Regions from separate parts of the Homo sapiens genome. Here region 2 is linked to region 1. Evidence: read pairs that join two places in POLR2A ChIA-PET (ENCODE). Cell type or tissue: GM12878. All regions are shown on one strand. Links, peaks and the distances in the headings refer to the core of each region. The heading gives the core; the rest is flanking DNA.

Region 1 (11,710 bases), core at 3,711-11,710:
GTCAAAGCATATTTCCTGACAATTGTACTGAGTGTTTTAAATAGACTGACAAACAACAGAGACAATCCCATGCAAAGCCAGCCTTCTCAGACCAGCTTGTTGCTAGCTGTGGTTGCAGGGAGCAGATTTAGATGAGTCATATGTTGTAGAAATGGGCAGAAAAGGACTGGAGTCCTCGAGACATAACCCCAGATTCAGAGTGTGACACTAAGTCTGGGGCTCTATTTGTAGTGGGTAGATAGCAGGAAGGTGTTATCCAGACTGTGGCCCAGTGAGGGGACCCAGAGTCCCTAGTCATCTGTTTCCTAATCTCCAAATTGCACTGTCCCTCCTGGAGTCATGCAGACAAAATGGGAAGGGCCTAGGCCAAAGAGAGTCAAAGAGTGAAGAAAAATGGTTAAGAATCTCCTAGGAAGCTTAGTAAACTTCTAACATCAACATTAACAAAATGTTTAAGAGAATGATAATTACAGGTGTCACAGGGCTCACTGTTTGCCTCATAAATAGGGCTAGATTCAACGTGTCTGGCATGTATCTGGAAAACTGGTGAGGTGGACCTGACAAAAGTCTCTTGGATAAAATGTATTCTAAAAGTGAAGAAAATGAGAGACAGATGACTTGACTTAGTCATTGTAGGAGGAAGTAAGTCTGAGTACAGCACTGTGTTCTCACTAAGTTTATCTACCGGTTGTGCCCAGCAAAAACGGAAGTAACGCCGAACTACAGGTGGTCCCTGATGGCCTCAGACAGACTCAGCAATAGGCATGTACAGGGTGAGCAGGAAGGAATACCTGGCAGAAACCTAGTACCCCATGGAGGGGCCTGCCACAAAAGAAGAGAACAAATGAGCATGACATTTGAGAGCTGTAGATGATCAGACTTGTTCAGTATTGCATGGGAGGCATCCTATAGAGATGCCCCATAACAGGACCTGTACCACTGGGCAGCAAAAAGAGATAGGGAACCGTGGGAGGCTATTGTGATCACAACCACTGTTTACTCATAGGCGAATGTGGCCTTGGGAAATGCCAGCACATGAGTAAATGACCATAAATGGTCATTCTTTTGACTGCTAGCTGATGGTTGAAAGCCTCAAAGAAATATACTATAGTCCACAATAACAACTAAATGCAAAGACCTCTGGAAATTTCTACAGATGTATAGACTCTGCTGTTAAGTCAAAGCAGACCTTTGTCTAGACAGCTCTGAGATAGATAACTCTTCTATTTCCTTCTGGCGTCTGCTATCTCTGGGGACTTATAAAGGACCTTGTCTTCCCTGATAAGGTGATATCATTTGATTTATGTATTAATTGGGTTGGGATAGGCTTTGTCAGTAACAGTTTTCTAAAAAAAAGAAATCTCAATGGCTTAATGCAATAAAGACTTACTTCTTGATCACATAGTGCCTGATACAAATTGGGCGGCCCTCCTCCATCTTAAATATATTCCAACTACAGCACATGGTCTCCATGATCATCATAGAAGGGAAAAGAGAGCTAGAGGATCCACAGGAAGATTTTCAGTGCCAGGCCTACCTAGAAATGTTCATCTCACTCCTGTCCATTTTCCCATTGGCCAGAATTGTCCAAGACCCACCTGGCCCATGAAGGCTTGGAAAGGGAGAGGGACACCTGACCACTGGGTGAGCATGAAGAATCTCTGCCACATATTTTCCTTAAACAATTCATCTCTCTCATTAGTTGCCTTGTTTAAATTGCTGTTGTTAAATACATTTAGTTAAGTATTGGCGAATGAATTAGTCAAGAAAGGAGAAATATATTCATCAAGGTTAAAAAAAAATTAAAAGCCGGTACCAGACACATCTTCTTCTGAGTCATCTCAGTGTGATTTATCTAGTAATGAGTTAAATGTTTGCTGTATATTTACCACGGAGTGAGACAGAGCAGCCTTTATGTTCTCAGCAACAGCTTCGAACGCTGCCAGCATTAGAACCTATTTGTTTTATTGAGAAGAGGGATTGTTGGCTGGAACACAAGGGCTCCCCATTACTCTTTCTGGAAAAAGCAATGGGAACTTTAACTTTTCTCTGGACAGCTACCAACATCTATCAGAAGAAACAAGAGTGTAACGTCTCTTTCTGAAGGGCCGCACTTAGAATGCCTAACAGCCTCCCAGCCTCTACTGGTGTCAGCAGTGGATAGAAGTCCAAATGCAAGCTATTCTGTGTTTACTGGAAGTGCTAAAGTGAATCAACCCTATAAACGGAAAACAACAAACTGACCTGACCTGGAATACTAAATGAAACCGAAGTCCAAAGGTACCAAGCTCAAAATCAAGAGCAGAGGCATTCAAGTGTACCCTCTTCCCCCCAGGATTAATTCTGAGTTCAGACAGAGACATATTCTATGACCTCAAGTAGAAGACTTCATGTCTCTGCACTTTGGCTAACTCAAGGTCAAACTCAAGTCTCTATCAAAGTTTTCTACTTCTCAAAGTTGAGTTTTCTAAAACTCTTTTTTTCAACTGACTGCTGACTTTAAATCTTCCACATGGCTTCCTTCAGCTTCAGTAGACTATCTGCTTCCTCCTAATTCACAGAGAAAACTGAGAAACGAGTGAGAAAACTCCCAACTCTGTCCACACTGCCCACAAGTTTTTCAGCCAAGTATTTTCCACTTCCTGTCCTGTTCATTCCTCCACCCACCACTGCCTGGCTTCCACCTTCGCTGCACCACTGAAGCTGCTCTGGTTAACACTGCTGCTGCCTTAACCTGAAGAACACTTGTAAATCCCTGTCTCATTTGACCTTCCCTTGGCATTCAGTACGGCTGTTGACCATTTCTTCACTTTCCATTCTGCTGGTTCCTGGTTCTCCAGGTTTCTGGTTCCCCTAACACCTACCAAGTCTCTTTAATGCCTTCTTAAATGTTGCTGTTGCCCCAGGTATCCCATTTAGCTCTCGGCTAATTCATTGAACAAGGCTTTCTTGAATGAGGAAGAACTTAGTGGAAAGGCTAAAGCCAATCAGCTCCTCAGAGTGAAAACGGGCACAAGGGTTGGCACCAGAAAAACAGAATAGAATAAGATCCACCCCTGTCCTCATGGACCTATGCTCTGGATCTCATTTGATTGCCCCAGCATCTACCCAGGCGCCCACGCTGAAAACTGTCACACTCACAGCCAAAAGATCCCCGAATACAGTCACATCTGTCTTTTGAAAATCTTTTGCATCTGCTCACTCTGCTTCCTCTGTGTGGTCATCAGCTGAGTTCCAGCTTTTGTCATCCATCACCTGGACCAATGGCAATAAATCTTCCTTGTTCACTCTGACTCCAGCCTCACGTCCCTCCAATCTTTCCTGCATATTGCATTCACAATGATTTTTAAAACACTCAATGTGGTCACATCATTCTTCATTCAAATCTTTTCAGTAGTTCCCCCATCATCTCCTTACGAGGCTTCTCATGAGCTGGCTCTCACCAGCTTCTCCTGTATCTCTTCTACTACTCTCCTGCGCACATCATAGCCTCCAAAATTAATAACCACCTTAGAGTTTCCCTGAGTGTTGACATGTTATCACACTTACACAGCAATAGCCTTAAGAAATCCTTTACAATCATGTGACTGAGATTCTTCATGTTATCTATGTAGTTTACTTTTTATACCACAAGTCTTGCACATAAAAGCACATTGACTTACTCATCTAACAGGCATCTCAAACTTAACTTATCTGACACAGAAAAACCTGCTCTTTCCTGCTCTTCTCCATCTTCACTGCTCAGGCCCGAAAACTCGGAGGCAAACACAATTCCTCTCCCTTTCCAATATGTCCAAATCAGCTGTCAACTCCATACCCAATATATAGCCCAAAGCAATCCACTTCACTCCATCACCATGGCTGTCTCCACAGTCCATGTCACAGTCTCCAGATGACTATAAAACTTCCCAGCAAGTCTCCCTGCATCCAGTCTTGCCCCCTTAGAATCCATTCTCCACACTGCAACCCACGTGATCATCTAGGAACATAAATCCTATCATGTCACTCCTTGTTTAAGACCCTCCGATGGTTTCCTTGAAACTTAGAGGAAATTTCAAACACTTTCAGAGCCCTGTGTGAATCAGCCACACCCTCCCCACTCCTCCTGTGTACCCCTGTCTTTCCCGCACCCTCTGTGCTCCAGTCACACTGAACTTCCTTCTGTCTCAAACACACCAGCCTTATTCCCACCTCAGACCCTCGCAGTGGCTGTTCCCTCTCCATGAGATGCCCTTCTTGCAGAGGCCGGCTCCCTCCTGATGTTAGATGCCAGCTTAAATATCACCTCTTCAGAAAAGCCTTTCAGGATTACCATGCCTAATGCACCTTCATCACATCACCCTGTCCTATTGGTATTATGGCTCTTACCACTGCCTGACTTTAAATCAGCTCTCTCCCCTCATGAAAGTATAAGGCCCCAAGGGCAGGAACTTGTTTATTACTATATCTAGTGGTGGTATCCAAATTATTTAACAACAGGTCTGGCATAGACTCCAACCCATCAGAAGGGATGCCCATCTGTAAACCCTCAGCTGGCCTGACTGCAAAGTAGTCACTGGACATCAGCCTTCTTGTGTCCTGCATCTGAACAGTGTGACTCTCAATACATGTCAGTTGAATGGGTGAATGAATAAATTAACAACTGTTTCTTGGTTAGGTTCACTGTTCCATCAGGAACACAGGCCTTCACTGTTTTTCTTAAAAAATATATTTATTTATATATTTATTTTTGAGACTGGGTCTGGCTCTGTCACCCAGGTGGAGTGCAGTTACATGATCACAGCTCACTGCAGCCTCAACTTCCCAGGCTCCAGCGTTCCTTCCTCATTAGCCTCACAGGTAGCTGGGACCACAGGCACATGCCACCACATCTGGCTAATTTTTGTATTTTTGGCCGAGATGGGGTTTCACCATGTTGCCCAGGCTGGTCTCGAACTCCTGAGCTCAAGCAATCCACCCGCCTTAGCCTCCCAAAGTGCTGGGATTACAGGTGTGAGCCACCGTCCCCAGCCACAGGTCTCCATTACTAAAGAAGGGTGTACTGAGCCCCTACATGTCCAGGCCTGATCTGCACCCACTGAGAGGCCCCTCGGTTTTCCTGCACAGGTTACTTCTCTTCAGGGACTGTTGTTGTTTTTAAATTTTATTTGAACCAGTAGCTCTGGAATTTGGGTAGGATGATTTCCGCCCAAGTCCTTGACATCCACCAGTGTTTACTTCCTTTTTGTGCATTCTGTGGGCACCCACGGCTGAACAATAGTGAGAGGGGCTCTGAAACTGATTTCAGAAGATGGGGTTCAAGGTCAAGCAATATCACATGCCAGCTGTGAGTCGTCAGGTCTTGGACAGATTATTTAAGTTCTCTGAGTCTACTTTTCCATCTTTAAAATAGGCACATAATAATGGCCTACCTCCCGGGATGGCTGAAGGACTGTATGAGATGGTACACAGCAAAGTATCAAACCAGCCACACCTAGCATTTGAGAGCCATATGTGTTAATTTCATTTTGCTCACCACTTCTCTTCAGAGTTGTTATGAAAATCAAATGAAATAATACACATGCAGCTGCTCTGCAAACCATATGTAATGTTCAGATTATTGATAATAAATTATCCCTGATTTGAGAAATCAGGTGGCTTTCCAGAAATTATGAAGAGCTGGAAAGGAACTTTAGGCCTTGTGGTGGCAAAGTCAGTGCTCCAGCCAAGGAGGCCCATGCTCTGCTTAGCTAAACGGCCCTCCCTGGAGATAGCATCATTGGAGGGCAATCTTAGTATGTCATACAAGGTTGCTAGGTGCTAAAAATATAGACTTGCCAGTTTCCTACAGAGAAGGAGGGTTTTCTGCTGGGTTCAAGCATTACTCTAGCAGCAAGATCTGGGGGCACCTTCTCTTTTATCTCTCCTCCGAATCAAATGTCTTGCCCTTTATTTGAAAATAAAGCTCTCCCAGCACTTTGGGAGGCTGAGGTAGGTGAATCACTTAAGCTCAGGAGTTTGAGACCAGCCTGGGTAACAAGGCAGAGCCCCATCTCTGCAAAAAAAAAAAAAAAAAAAAAAAAAAAAGAAAGGAAAAACACTCAGCCAGGTGTGGTGGCACTTGCCTGTAGTCCCTGCTACAAGGGAGGATGGCTTGAGCTTGGGAGGTTGAGGCTGCAGTGAGCTGAGTTCGTGCCACTGCATTCCAGCCTGTCTTAAAAAACAAAAGAAAAGAAAGCTCCCTGGGGCTCTCACCTCTCTCATTCATCCAGGCTTTCCCCAGTTCCTGGAATTCTGTCTCCTTCTGCCTTCTCCGGCCACTAGACCACCTCATATGGAAATTCAGACCGTGACCTGAGCAGCCCTATGGAGCTACACATGTCACTTCCTGCTCTCTTCATAGTCACATGCTAGTACACAGCAGCCCCGACCTAGTCACAGCTACCTGCAGTGGGGCCCTCACCCTAAAAGCCCCACCAATACCGACACACAGCCAGTTACCTTGATTTGGAGACATTAAGGTTCTCAGAAGATCACTTAAGCCCTTAAATCAACAAAGTAGTTCTTGATGCGGCCCACAGCGAGGTTTCTTACCAACGCTCTGTCTAACAGCTTCAACCAACTATTTTTGCTAACTAGGTACTAAACTTTTAAAGTCATTATTTAAGTCTTTTGTGCCTCCTAAATTCACTGCCTTGGAGCAAATCCCTGGTCATGAACCTCTGGTTGCCCCCTTGCCCAGACTTTCTCAGAGAGAAAGGTAGGAATGGGTCCCAGAGTTGATGTCTCCACTTAAAACCCATCTGCCACTTACAAACTATTGACCTTCGGCAAATCATTTCATTTCTCCATGCCTCCGTTTCCTCATAGATAAAACTGGTGATGATCATGATGATGTTACCTACATCACAGAGTTTTTGTAGGAAATTAAGAAAATGTCTGTGAGGTGCTCAGCTCAGCACAGTGCCTCGCACATTCACAGTAAGTAAAGAATATGTCTTAATTTTAGTATTAGTATTACTGTTTAGCTCAGGAGTAAGCAAATTAAGGCCCAAGTGTCAAATCCTACCACACACATTCATTTACATATTGTCAATGCATGTTTTCACTACAATAGCAGAGTTGAGTGATTGAAACAGAGACAGCATGGCCACAAAGCCTAAAATATTAACTAGCTGGCCCTTTACAGAAAAAGTTTGGCAACTCTGGGTTTAGCCTGTTGTATCTCTCCTTCCTGGCCAGATGGTGAGACCAGCATAAAAACCACTGGTGACAGAGGCTGTTAGTTGCCTCCCAATACCCAGTTTTCTCTTCCTGTATAGTAATAGAATCCTCTCCCCTTTTTAGCCTGCACATGATGCCTGGAATAAAGACTGCATTTCCCAGACTCCCTTGCTACTAGATACAGCCATGTGACTGAGTCCTGGCCAATGGGATGTAATTTTAACTACTTTATGCATTTTTTCTTGGGGGAAAATAAAATTCTTATAGGACTTCCTTTTCCTCCTTTCTGGAGTCTGAAATGTTAAGTATGGAGGCAAAAGCTGAAGCTGGAGCAACAGTCTCAGAATATGACAACAACCATGAGAATGGAGGCCATTCATAGCAGAACTACGAGACAAGAGGAGCCTAGGTCCCTGAGCTGCAGAACTGCATACTAACCTGGTATGCATCTTATTTGAGCAATTTTGGGCTTTCTGCACTCAGTGATGATTTGTTAGTCTTAAAAAATATACTAGACAAATCTTTAAAGAAGAGTAGAAAGCTTATTGTTAGTTAGCCCTCAATGGCTCTTGTTTGACACTACCTAAAAATTCTTTGCAGTAAATTTTGTACTCGGATAGGTTGGTTCTTGGCCACACAGAACAATGTATTCTTGCAGAAGGCCAAAAGAACACTGCACATGTTTTATGTTTATTCAGGGAAAAGGATTAATACTCATTCAAGGAAAAAAAGATTTATTAAAAGGCTTAATCAGGGACAAAAAAGAGACTCATTTGGAATTAAGATTTAAAAGAAGATGAAAGAACAAGCAAAAGAAGAGTGGCATTAAGCCTGAAAAGAGAATCCAAGTCTTGGACTGACACTGGTTCAAGTTGGGTCTCTGGCTCATGCTTCCAAAAGGAGCTGTCCTCTTAGAAGCAAGCCCTCCAGTGGGACAGGGTCAGGGTAGGGGTTGAAAGACACTCTTATATTCTTACAGATGAGAAGACTAATGCTCAGTGAGGTGAACTCCTTCAGGGCCACAGGCTGTAAAGATCTAAACACCATCTGATCCAGTTTCAATATGACTGCCTGGATGAAGAAGGATTTGAGACTAAGTTTATTCCTCCAAAGCAAACCAACTGAGAATGCAGGTAAGGCAGGAAACAGTCATTGTTTCTGGAGAAAGGATCTTCTGTGATCTTGTGTCTGAAGTCTGTTTGAACTTCTGTAGAAATGCCTGGGAAATGCACACTGTGAGTAAAGAAAGGAGACCTAGTACTTTTTAAAATGCCATTGAAATCTGTGACTGTAAAGGAAAGAGACTGCTTGCATCCTGCCAGCAAAAAACAGATTTAGAAAAGAAAGAGCTGTGTCCAGGAAACTTGTGAACTTTCTGTTTGGATGGCATATATTTTCTTTATAAACCCTCTTTCATTGTCACTTACTCAGTTACTAATTACAATAGTCTCTGGGGATGATTGGGCTGGGAGCGTTCAGTGACAACCAGATAGTTAAAGGACATACAGAACACTTCCCAAAATTCAAACCACTGCAGAGCCCAGAAGCTTCACAGTTAGAAAATCTCTGTTCTCAATGAGGCAAGGCCACCATTTCCCATAGTTGTGCCAAATCCGCTTCCAGGGTTAACTTTTGCTTACCAAGTGTTTCATATTTTAACATTTGTGTGTGTGTGTGTGTGTGTGTGTGTGTGTGTGTGTACTGGGACAAGTATATAAGTAAACAGTGTCACACTTTATAACTAACAACTGTATGTGTTATTACCCCATTTTACAGATAAGGAAACTAAGGTCAAACTTAAGAGACTAGTTTGCCCAGATTGCCCGCTAGTAAAGTGGCCTTATTGAGATACCAACTGAGTTATTGTTCATTCAAACCTGCTCTTTAAATTATTTCTCTTTTTTAAAAATGAAGAGCTGGAGAAAATTTCTTATGACCAACTAAAGTCAGAGAAGTCTGTGCTGTTTTGTTTTCAAAGTTACCCAGTACTTTATGTTGCCTTTATTTTTAATCAGTGGCTCTGATTCACCCGCTGCACCTTATGCATTGATGTGGTATCCTAGAAACAGTTTACTCTTGTTTCAAAGAAATTATTCTCCATATCCTGACTGGCCAGATTCTTTCATTACTTTTGATAGTTCCCAGTGTGTTTCTGATAGACCTGAAAGTCCCAAGAGACCCTTACCGTACTCTGTAGACAAGCAATTCTCAATTTTTTTCAATGTCAGGACCTCTTTACGCTCTTAAAAATTATCGAAAACCCCAAAGAACTTTTGTTTATGTGGGTCAGATCCATTGACATATACCATTCTGGAATTTAAAACTGGGAAATTTTTAAACAATTGATTAATTTATTTTTTAAAAATAATAACCTTATCACGTTTGCATAAATAACATTTTCATGAAGCTTAAGCCATGTTTAAAAAAATGAGTAAGATGTGTATGTTTTTATAAATCTCTAATGGTTGACTTAATAGAAGACAGCGTATGGGTTCTCATACCTTCTTTTGTATTCAATCTGTTACGCTGTCTTGGTTGAAATATGTAAAGAAAATTCAGCTCTATACAGATATGTAGTTGGAAAAAGGAGGAATATTTTTATAAACCTTTCAGATACTTGTGGATATCCTTCTTTAATGCCATTCAAAAACTCAAAACTCAACAAGTGGTAGTTTTTTTAAAAAGATTAATTGCAAATGGAATCAAATTCATTATCAATGAACTTTTCCTGCTCTGTTACTTTAAACTCCATTGGACTATATTTCACTATGAATACACACACGATTACGGGACACCATGCGTTGGTCATTTGGAAGCTCACTGAGCTATTCAGATCTTCCAAATGTTGGCATATTGTATTATATAATATCCCCAAAGATTACATCTATTAATATCACTACAAATAGCATCAGAAAAGTTCTGAAGTTTTGGGAAGCTGTCAGGCCCACAGTGGAAAATTCAAGTTGGGTTTTTGATTGTTCATTTGCTTTTTGTGACAGAGTCTTGCTCTGTCGCCTAGGCTGGAGTGCAGTGGCGCAATCTTGGTTCACTATAACTCTGATCCCCGGGCTCCAGCAATCCTCCCACCTCGGCCTCCCGCGTAGCTGTGACTATAAGCACACACCACCATGCCCGGCTAATTTTTGCATTTTTTGTAGAGACAGGGTCTTGCTATGTTGCCCAGGCCAGTCTCAAACTCCTGGGTTCAAGCAATCCACTCGCCTTGGCCTCTTAAAGCACTGGGATTACAAGCGTGAACCACCATGCCTGGCTGAAGATTCAAGTTTTTAAAACATCTGATTTCCACTTGAAACCTTGAATTGTATCATTGGCAACAAATAATGTCAGTTATTTTCCTTGAGATGACAACTTCACTTAGTTATTTTCAAGAAAACTGCTGCCATGTAGCCAACTGTGAATGACCACAGTTTGCCTGTCAGTCATTCTGTCAAGTAAAATGGTGCTCCTCAAACAAAGCAGCACGTTTAGCTCACAACTCAACAACCACACAGCAGTCTTCCTCCCACCCACCATGGCACTTATATTAATATAAGCAGCAGAGGTGCTTTATGTATGAGTATTGTGTGAAAATACTCAAAAGACCTGTAACCAAGGGTCAAGATTACTACAATTAATTTCTACTGCTTCCTAAGGGCATTCTTAAGTGACACTAGCATATTTTACAAGCCAGAGTGTAACAATGAGCACAATGACTGCTACCACAGCTTGCTGCCAGCCATTGCCTTGACTTGTCCTAAAACACAGCCATTTTCATCCGCCTCCATGGCTACTGCATCATCAGTGCAAAGTCAACCCAGTAAAAAAGGCAAATAGCATCTCCGTGTTATCATAAAAATAGTTTTGACCTCATGGCTCCCCTTAAAGGGCTTGGGGCATCACAGAGAGCCACTGCTACAGCCAACTGAGAGAGAACTCTCAAAAGCCAGGCTTTTTCTGTCCCTGTCCTTCTCACAGTGAAACACTTAACGCACTCTCTGATTGTGGCTCTTAACTCGCCAGGTAAAAGTCCTTCTGTGTAGTCTAGGAAGAAGGGCAAGGGCAAAGGGAGGACTTTGTTTATGAAGCCTAAGTAGAATATGCTCTGCTAGATAATCAGTCCTGGAATGAAGGAGGGGAGAAGTGAGTTTCTGATTGTCTGAGCCCAGGTCTGATGTTGGGAAATGCCAGCATTCCAACCCCTGATTTCCATTCCCACTACCAGACTTAGGCAAAGTTACTCACCCGTTCTTGACCACATAAATGTATGTGTGATGGCTAATTTTATGTGTCGACTTGACTGGACTAAAGGATGCCTGGATATTTCTGGAAGAGACTAAGATTTGAGTCAGTAGACTGAGTAAAAATTGCCCTCACCAATGTGAGTGATCCTTATCCAATCTGTAGACGGCCCGAATGGAACAAAAAGGTAGAGAAAGGGAGAATTCACTCTCTCTAACCCGGAACAGCCATTCAGCCATTTTCTCCTTCCCTTGGACATCAGCACTTC
Region 2 (8,000 bases), core at 1-8,000, 150 kb after region 1:
TATTTTATTGAGCACTGAGGAGTTCTATAAATCTACTCAAAACTATTTTAAATATCTACTCTTATGCTGAAGACTGTTTATAAAATGCTAGATATACAATAATAAAAGAGACCCAATTTCTACATTCATGAATATATAGACCTGTATTTTTAGGCTTATGTTAACGAGGTTAAAAAGAGAAATACCACAAATAAGAAATTAGTTTTAAAGAGATTGTCTTCTTATGAAATTTGTCCTAATGAAAGGTATTTTCAAATAGCATGATTTTAAATGTCTTAATATTTTATTTAGGTTAATGTACTTATCTCCTATTTATATCCCCAAAAGATTTTTCAACATTAAACATGGTTTACCTTAGAAACAATAGGAATAAAAATAAGGTGGGTAGTTTTCAACTTCGACCACACATTAGAATCACCTTGGGATCTTTTAAAACTCCATATGCCCAGGCTGCTCACTCCTCAGCCAATTAAATCAAACCCCTTGGGAAATATTAGTATTTTAAAAATACTGATTTAATAGAAGCAGAGGGAATAAAATGCTACTAAGCTCCTAAGAATGAATTGATTGTGCATTTAAGGATTAAGTATATTTGAAAGATAAAGCAAAATATTGAATGCATTGGGTTTTGAATCATTAAGTTTTAGACAAAACGGAGTCATTTGTAGTACCAAATTTTTTCAGTATCCAAACTTTAAGAATTTAGATTACTCACCTTGGGATAATCATTAAGAAAAAAATCAGTGATACTATTTCTTCTCCCTTTTTAAAAGAATCTGGGAAGACAACCTTGAAAGTAATTTCTTACTTGAATGCTTTTTGGCTCAGCCATTATAGAGCATATAAATACATAAGAGTTAGACAGTATGAAAGTTTACCATCAGAGTTTATACTAAAAAGATAGTATAACTATATGGAAAGCATTTTAGGTCTAAATATTTTTATAGTTTATAATGTTAAGTGCTAAAGCACATATTCTTTTGTACTGAAATTTTAAATCCACAACAATATTCCTTCTATAATCAGTTCTCATTAAAATTTTTTTTCTTTCTTTCACAGAAAATGCTTGGACAGAAGAGATGAGTACTATTTCCACTAAGGCCTAGAATTGCCTACTGTACAAATAGTCCTGATCAGGCAATATACGAATGGCCCAAGGAAGCCACCAAATTGATTTTCAGGTTTTACATGACCTGCGACAAAAATTCCCTGAAGTACCTGAAGTTGTTGTATCCAGGTGCATGTTACAGGTCAGTGTTCAATGATTTCTGAATTTGTTAATACAAACCTGGTATTTTTTTAAACATTGGAAGAAAAACTCTTTTAGGTTATCTTCTTGTTGGTGTTAGTGTATTATGATGAAAAGAGATAAGCTTTGGTGTCTGATAGTCATGTGGCCTTTGGCAAGATGGAGCTTTCTGTACCCATCTGTAGTATGGATAATACTTGACTTGTAGAGTAGATGTGAGAGTTAAATGAGATCTGAATGTAAAGCATTGATAATATCTGTACTTACTAGACATGAGCTTTCTTAACTTTTCTCCCACCTGTTCTGCCAGGAGAGCTAATTTCAGATCTTAGTATGAAAGTGAGAAAAATGATTAAAGAGTCAGGAAACTTGGGTTATAATCCTAAATGGGCACCCCAAGCATATCTGATAAAGAATATGCCCTCTGTGCTTTAGGTTTTTTTAATCTGTAAAATAAAAGAGTTTGACTAGACAATGCCTAAGGTCCCAATTCCAAATGGGGGAAAAAAGTCTGTTTTTATATTTTTAAATTTAATTTGTAAGTTTTCCAATTAGTATCACCCTCTAATTTGTACATTGTTCTTAGTATACACAGTTTTGGAAATTTACAATTCCAAATATTGAGTGATAGTTGTGCCTTTCTATTTTATTAAACTGGAAATCTTTGTATCAGAAATGTATTTGGGGCCATGTGCTGTGACTCACTCCTGTAATCCCAGCACTTTGGGAGGTTGAGGCGGGTGGATTGCTTAAGGCCAGGAGTTCAAGAGCAGCCTGGCCAACATGGCAAAACCCTGTCTCTACTGAAAATACCAAAATTAGCCAGGTGTGGCAGCCCACACCTGTGGTCCCAGCTACTCAGAAGACTGAAGCATGAGAATTGCTTGAACCCAGGAGGCAGAGGTTGCAGTGAGCTGGGATCGCGCCACTACACTCCAGCCTGGGAAACAGAGAGAGACCCTATCTCAAAAAAAAAAAAAAAAAAAAAAAAAGTGTCCGGGGCTCAGTCAAGCATATTTACTCTTGAAGTGATTTTTAAAGTTTGAAATTATATGAAATTTTTATCAAATCTGTAATTTATAATAATGACTACATTTTGTTCACACCCTTATCACCATTATCACCTTTTAATTGGTCTACCTGCCTTTACCTAACCCAGTTTTGGTCTCTCCAATCTATCCTCTTCTGCCAGAGTGCAGAGCTGTTCACACACTTAAAACCTGTTGATTGTTCCCTGTGCCCTTCTGAATGAAGCTCATATAGCTTGACTAGGGCATACAAGGTCTGTGATCTGGAATCCTGGCTGTTTCTACACCCTGATCTTTGTCCAGTCCTTCCTGTTCATACCCTATGTTCTGGTCATCCTGAGCTGCATGGAATTCTCCCACCAGCAATGCCTTTTCTTATAGTATAATGGTTAAGAGCATATCTTTTGGTGATAAACCAAACTGAGTTCAAGTTTTGACAGTTGCTAGCAGTAACTTAATTAACTTCTCTGACCCTCATTTTCTGACTTTCATTTCCTCCACTGTACAGTGGGAATAAAAAAAACTACACAGAGAGTTAAATTTGACAATGTAGATAAAACAACCAGTAGGGTAACTGATTCATAGTGAGTATTCAATAAATGTTAGCAGCCAATACTAAAAGGAATAACAACAGCAGAAAGCCCATAAGGTATATTTGGTAAATGAATCAGTGGTTTACATTTGTTAATATAAAATGTGAAAAAAAAATGAGAGAATAAAAACATGTAATAAAGATGGAGTCAGAAGTTAAAAGAAAGTGTGGGAAAGGAGCGGAGATAGTGGGGAAAAATAGTCTCCCCCCTAGAACCCAAGTAACTTCTCCCTAACTTTTCAAGTAAAAGAGAATTTTGTGGTAAAATAAAGCTATGCTGTTCAGTAGGTTATTAAAAAACTAACAGAAAGATACTGTAAGTTCTTTGATAAATTTCTGTAGACTTCGTATTGAAAGAACTGTCCAGAGCATTTCCCTACATATAGTACAGGTATAGAGATTTTGAAATACCGTAACTGGGAGTAAAACATAGAGCCTTTTGTAGAATTACTTTAAAATATTTTCAAAAAAAAAATAGAGCACTCTAATGTACTCTTACAGTATAATCTCTGGTATGTGTTAAGAAAAACAAGATGCAGAGCAGAGTATATAGACAGAGCAAGACAAATAAATATTTACACATCCATGTATTTGTCTCTGTTTGCATAAAGAAATACTGGAAGAATTAAAAACAAAATTAATAAAAGATGTTTATCCATGGTAGGCCAGAGGGAACAGGCCTGATGGGACAGAGTTAGGACTCAGACTTCTCAACAGGTATCTTTTTTTTATTGTTTTAATCTGTGTTAATAAATTATCTATTTAAAAATAAAATAATTAAGCTTTAACCCAAAAATAAAAAATGAATGGTTTTCCGTTTCCTTTGGGCATCTAGTAATATCACCTTCCCTATGTTAATCTGGCTTTACAAAAGCAAACTCCTCTACTTAGCATGCTTCCCAACACCTGGTGTTAATGAAAATGAAATACTTTGCTTGCCTGAAACAGACCACACTTTTTAAAAGTGAGTTGATAATAATTTAGGGTATCCAGGTAATGTACTTTTTAGCTGATATAACAAGAAATCTGACAAGAAAGGAATAGGAAGAGCTCCTTCCTCTGTGGTTTCAGCTGGGGTGCAAGTTTTCCCAAATTTAGAGCAATATTTTTAAACGGGCAAATTAAGCTACCTCTAAATGACAGCGTCTCTTTTGGGGCTGCTCTTCCTTTCTCAGTTGGGTGGGTTTCTGTTCTTTTGACAGATCCTTCCTGCAGTATACTGGTTCAGAACTTTTTAAAATTAGTAAAGGATCATGCCATGCTACCAATTCTGTGTACCTGTTCTTTTTAAACATCTTGCTTGTCAGGGAGAGAACAAAAGTGTCTATCCTCTTTTCTCTTAAGTTTATCTGTTGCACAGTTCCCTCTTTTTGGAACTACTCATATCTTTTCCTTCTGCTGTGAATTCTGTAAGATAACTTATAACCAGCAGGTGTAATTTATATCTTTAAAGTTGATTTTTATATTTGGTAATTAAATCTGAAAACTTAGAAGAATGTGAAAATATTGCATAGTTTTCACTTTGGTTTTTTAACTTAATTTTTTACCGTTTTTAAATTCTCTTAACATGACGATTGAATCTGTAAGTTTAAAATTGGTATTTCTTTTCAAAGTACTGCATTAAGTATTTTTCATTCAGTATATGCAACACTTAATATTTAAGTGCCATGTACTTAGTGGAACCTTCTCAGATGACCTTCACCCATTGTCCTTATCCATATTTCTATGATAACACCTACCATACTGCATTTCATTTGTGTTCACATTATTCTCCTCCACTAGACTGAGATTCTTGCGATCAGCGATCATATTCCTTTCTCCTTGCTAATGAATGCTCAGTAAATGTTGGTTAAAGGAGTGAATGAATGCCATAGGGTATATATGCTTTGATACTATCTGTAATTTCTGTGTCTGTGCAGGAGTTTGGGGAAAAATGAAAGAGGAACTGGAATTAATGATTCAGACCTTTTTATAGCTTTGAGGAGAATGCAGATTTGTGGCTGTATACCAAAAAGCAGTGATTTTCCACCTTCTAAAAACTCATATCCCACCCCTTTTGATACACTTCAAGAGAGTCTTCTACCCTTTCTCACTAAAAGTAACCAGGGCTGCTTTGAGAAATGGCTGATTGCAAGTCTGGAGTAGATGTACATGATAAGCTAGAACATCTTGTCATATCAGAAAGCAGAGAAGCTTTGAAAAACTACTGGATTCATGTCGTATACCGAGGAGCCAACTTGAAGCTGTTCCCAGTAACTTGAAGAGGGGACATAATGACCAAAACTGATTGAAACACATCAAAATATTAAAGACACATGAGTTTATAATGATACTAAAAATAAATCATAGTCACCTTTGGAGGTTGCTAGGGACCAAATTTGTTACTCTGAAAACTAGTGAAAAGAATTTTTTTATCCTGCCTCTTCTGTGCAGAATGTAACCAAATAGTTGAAGAGAGCAAGCATTCAAGGAAGAATTGCTGCTAAGAATGAAGATGAAATCCATTTTATGTTTTTTGGAGACTGGGTCTCGCTCTCACCCAGGCTGGAATGCAGCAGTGGGATGATCATGGCTTACTGCAGCCTCAACCTCCTGGGTTCAAGTGCTCCTGCTACTTCAGCCTTCTGAGTAGCTGGGGCTGCAGGTGTCCTACTCTACCTGGCTAATTAAAAACAAGATTTTTTTTTAGAGACAGGGTCTCACTATGTTGCCCAGTCTGGTGTCAAACTCCTGGGCCCAGCGATCATCCCGCCTTGGCCTCCCAAAACGCTGGGATTACAGGGGTGAGCCACTGCGCCTGGCCAAAATCTTATAATTGGGACATTCCAGTATTACTGTTTAGCACCCCTAATGAAATAGTGTTTCTAAGCAGTGATCATCAATAGCTGCTAAAAATCATCAGTTGGATCAAGCTGACAACATCTGAATCTACCAGTTGGTTTTAAAATCACAAAAAGACAGGCAAACATTGCTGTGTCTCCTTGTATGATTTGACAGTGGATGTCTGTGATGGTCACCAAAAATTCAAACATGGACTTCATCACATCCCTAGATATAACTACTAGTTTACAATGAAATGCAGGGGAAATTGATTGACCACGGGGTGCAGTCCAGAATAGGGGAAATTCTACTACACAAATACCAAGTTTTCTCAACAAACAAATGGCTAGAAAAAATTTTAAAAGAGGGGAGGGGCTGGTTATTAGAAGAAACCTAAAAGGCTTATCAGCCAAATGAAATATGTAGGCCTTATTTAGATCCTGATTTAAACTAACTGTACAAAGACATTTTTATGCTTTAATTTAGTGCTATTTGAATATTAGGTGATGCTAAGAATTGATTATTTTAAGGTATGATCATGGCATTGTGGTTATGTTTTTAAGTCCTGTCTCTTACAGTACATATTGAAGTATTTACAAATCAAAACGAGATAATGTCTGAGACTTCATCTAGTTTGGTAGGGGGAGTAGCTGAGGCATATACATCAAACGAACAAAGATGGGTGATAAGTATGTGGGAGTTTATCATATTTCCTCTCTCTTTTATATATGTTTAAAATTTTCTAAAATAAAAATTTTAATAAAAAGTACATTTCCTTTTGTCCTAATGTAACCTTATAAAACCCCTGTAAGTTCTTTTATGTTTTGCTATTAAGAAAGTAATGTCTGTAGAGTGTAAATAATTTGAGTGCACATAAATTATGGCATAACTGAGCTAGAATATTGCTTTTTGATATGAACATATTGAATAATTACAGAGATTACAAAGGATTAAAGGAATTTTTGAGCGCTCAAGAGAATTAAAGAGGAAGGCTAAATATGAGTATCAAGCTTTTACAAAGGAAATGTGGAATTGGATTTGGTAGGGAATGTAAATTTTAAATTGAGAATGATGACAGAGAGGAGGTGAGAGGAAGATAAACTCTCTGAGCTTTGGCTTAGAAGGAAGAAGAATTTACTTGGAATGGCAATAAATTTAACTTAAAGCAAAAAGGGCCAATCAGGTTTGGCAAAAGATAAGATCTAATTATAATAGGAATCGTTGATAAAGATTGTGATCAGTTTTTCAACTTTATTTGAAAAATTAGTATGTATCAATTAAGAGTTATTAGTAGGATAAAAGGATTTTTCTACCATGAGAGGTTTAAGTTGTTGGTTTTAGGAAGGGGGAAGTCAAACCTTGCTCACTATCCTTTTATATTACCTGTTGAAACAATGTGAACTGTCATTTCCTTAACAAGGCATCAAGATGCCTTTTTAGTCCACTTCTTTCTTAATATGATTTTTATCTCATATCAAACTGCCTGTGGACATTTTAACTTGGTTATTCATCTTTCTTAAGTCTAAAACTCTCCTTTCTGTCAGGTTCTTAATCTTCCAGGCTTATTTGAATTGTTTCTCTCTTGTGGCCAAATTGTGTTGACAATTTATATTATTTTAAAATTTATTTCCATTATCAAACTCTCGTTACTTTGTGTCTTCTAACTGCTCATCTTGCCAAAGGTTTTTCATCTTTTTATTCATCTTAAGTATCAATAGACTTCTCTTCCCTGAATACCCTTTGTGTCTTTACTTCTCTGTTCATCCACTTTCAGTAGCTCTCCTCATTGCTTATAATACAGTCAAACTCTAGCGTGACTTATTTTTCAAAACTCCTTTGTTATTTAATTCCAATCTGCTTTTGCAACAATTTGTTCAACAACATTTTCAATACAAATATTTAGCTCCAGCCAGATCTGTTCCAGCCATCTTGTTTGGAACATGCTTTTACTTAACTCTCACCTTTATATTCTTCTTTACTCGTGCCATTCTCTTCACCAAGAATTGTTGTTGTTGTCGTTGTTGTTGTTCAAGTTCTACATATTCTATGAAAACCATCAGGCCATACCTTCCTCATTAACTCAGTCCTTTCTTCGGTAGCCTACAATATTAATTCTCTATTGAACTTCATTACCACTTAATATTTGGCATGTACTCATGTTACCTTTTCAGAAATCTGTGGTTTGTCTCCCTTTCTAGGGGAAAAGTTTGGTTTTATATGTCTTTGATTCTTCCACAGGCTCACAGTGCTATGCATATAGTATGTGTTTGGCAAACATTTTCGTGGATGATTTATGACTACTGGTTAGTTA

Evidence for each region. ChIA-PET counts read pairs that join two places held together with the same protein. Peaks named below come from ENCODE experiments on the same cell type or tissue, not always from the same donor. Only the 100,000 strongest peaks of a DNase experiment are listed, where the experiment ranks them.
Region 2: POLR2A ChIA-PET joins it to region 1 with 7 read pairs; 1 of 35 experiments calls an interaction of 5 or more read pairs at or near these places.

The regions. Positions count from the first base shown.
Region 1 is chr6:149,210,441-149,222,150 of GRCh38, forward strand. It overlaps a transcript of TAB2 not described here. Among named protein-coding and RNA genes, the nearest start is that of TAB2-AS1, 41 kb to the right of the region's middle. RefSeq lists enhancers at 2,652-2,771, 7,337-7,426. In GM12878, for the core only: no CTCF peak of the experiment used is centred there; a DNase peak (open chromatin) is centred at 7,185.
Region 2 is chr6:149,368,850-149,376,849 of GRCh38, forward strand. It overlaps TAB2 (TGF-beta activated kinase 1 (MAP3K7) binding protein 2), which reads left to right. Exons shown (of 7, transcript NM_001292034.3): 2 at 1,060-1,250. The coding sequence starts at 1,149. Among named protein-coding and RNA genes, the nearest start is that of SUMO4, 27 kb to the right of the region's middle. In GM12878, for the core only: no CTCF peak of the experiment used is centred there; no DNase peak of the experiment used is centred there; H3K4me3 peaks cover 319 bases; H3K27ac peaks cover 524 bases.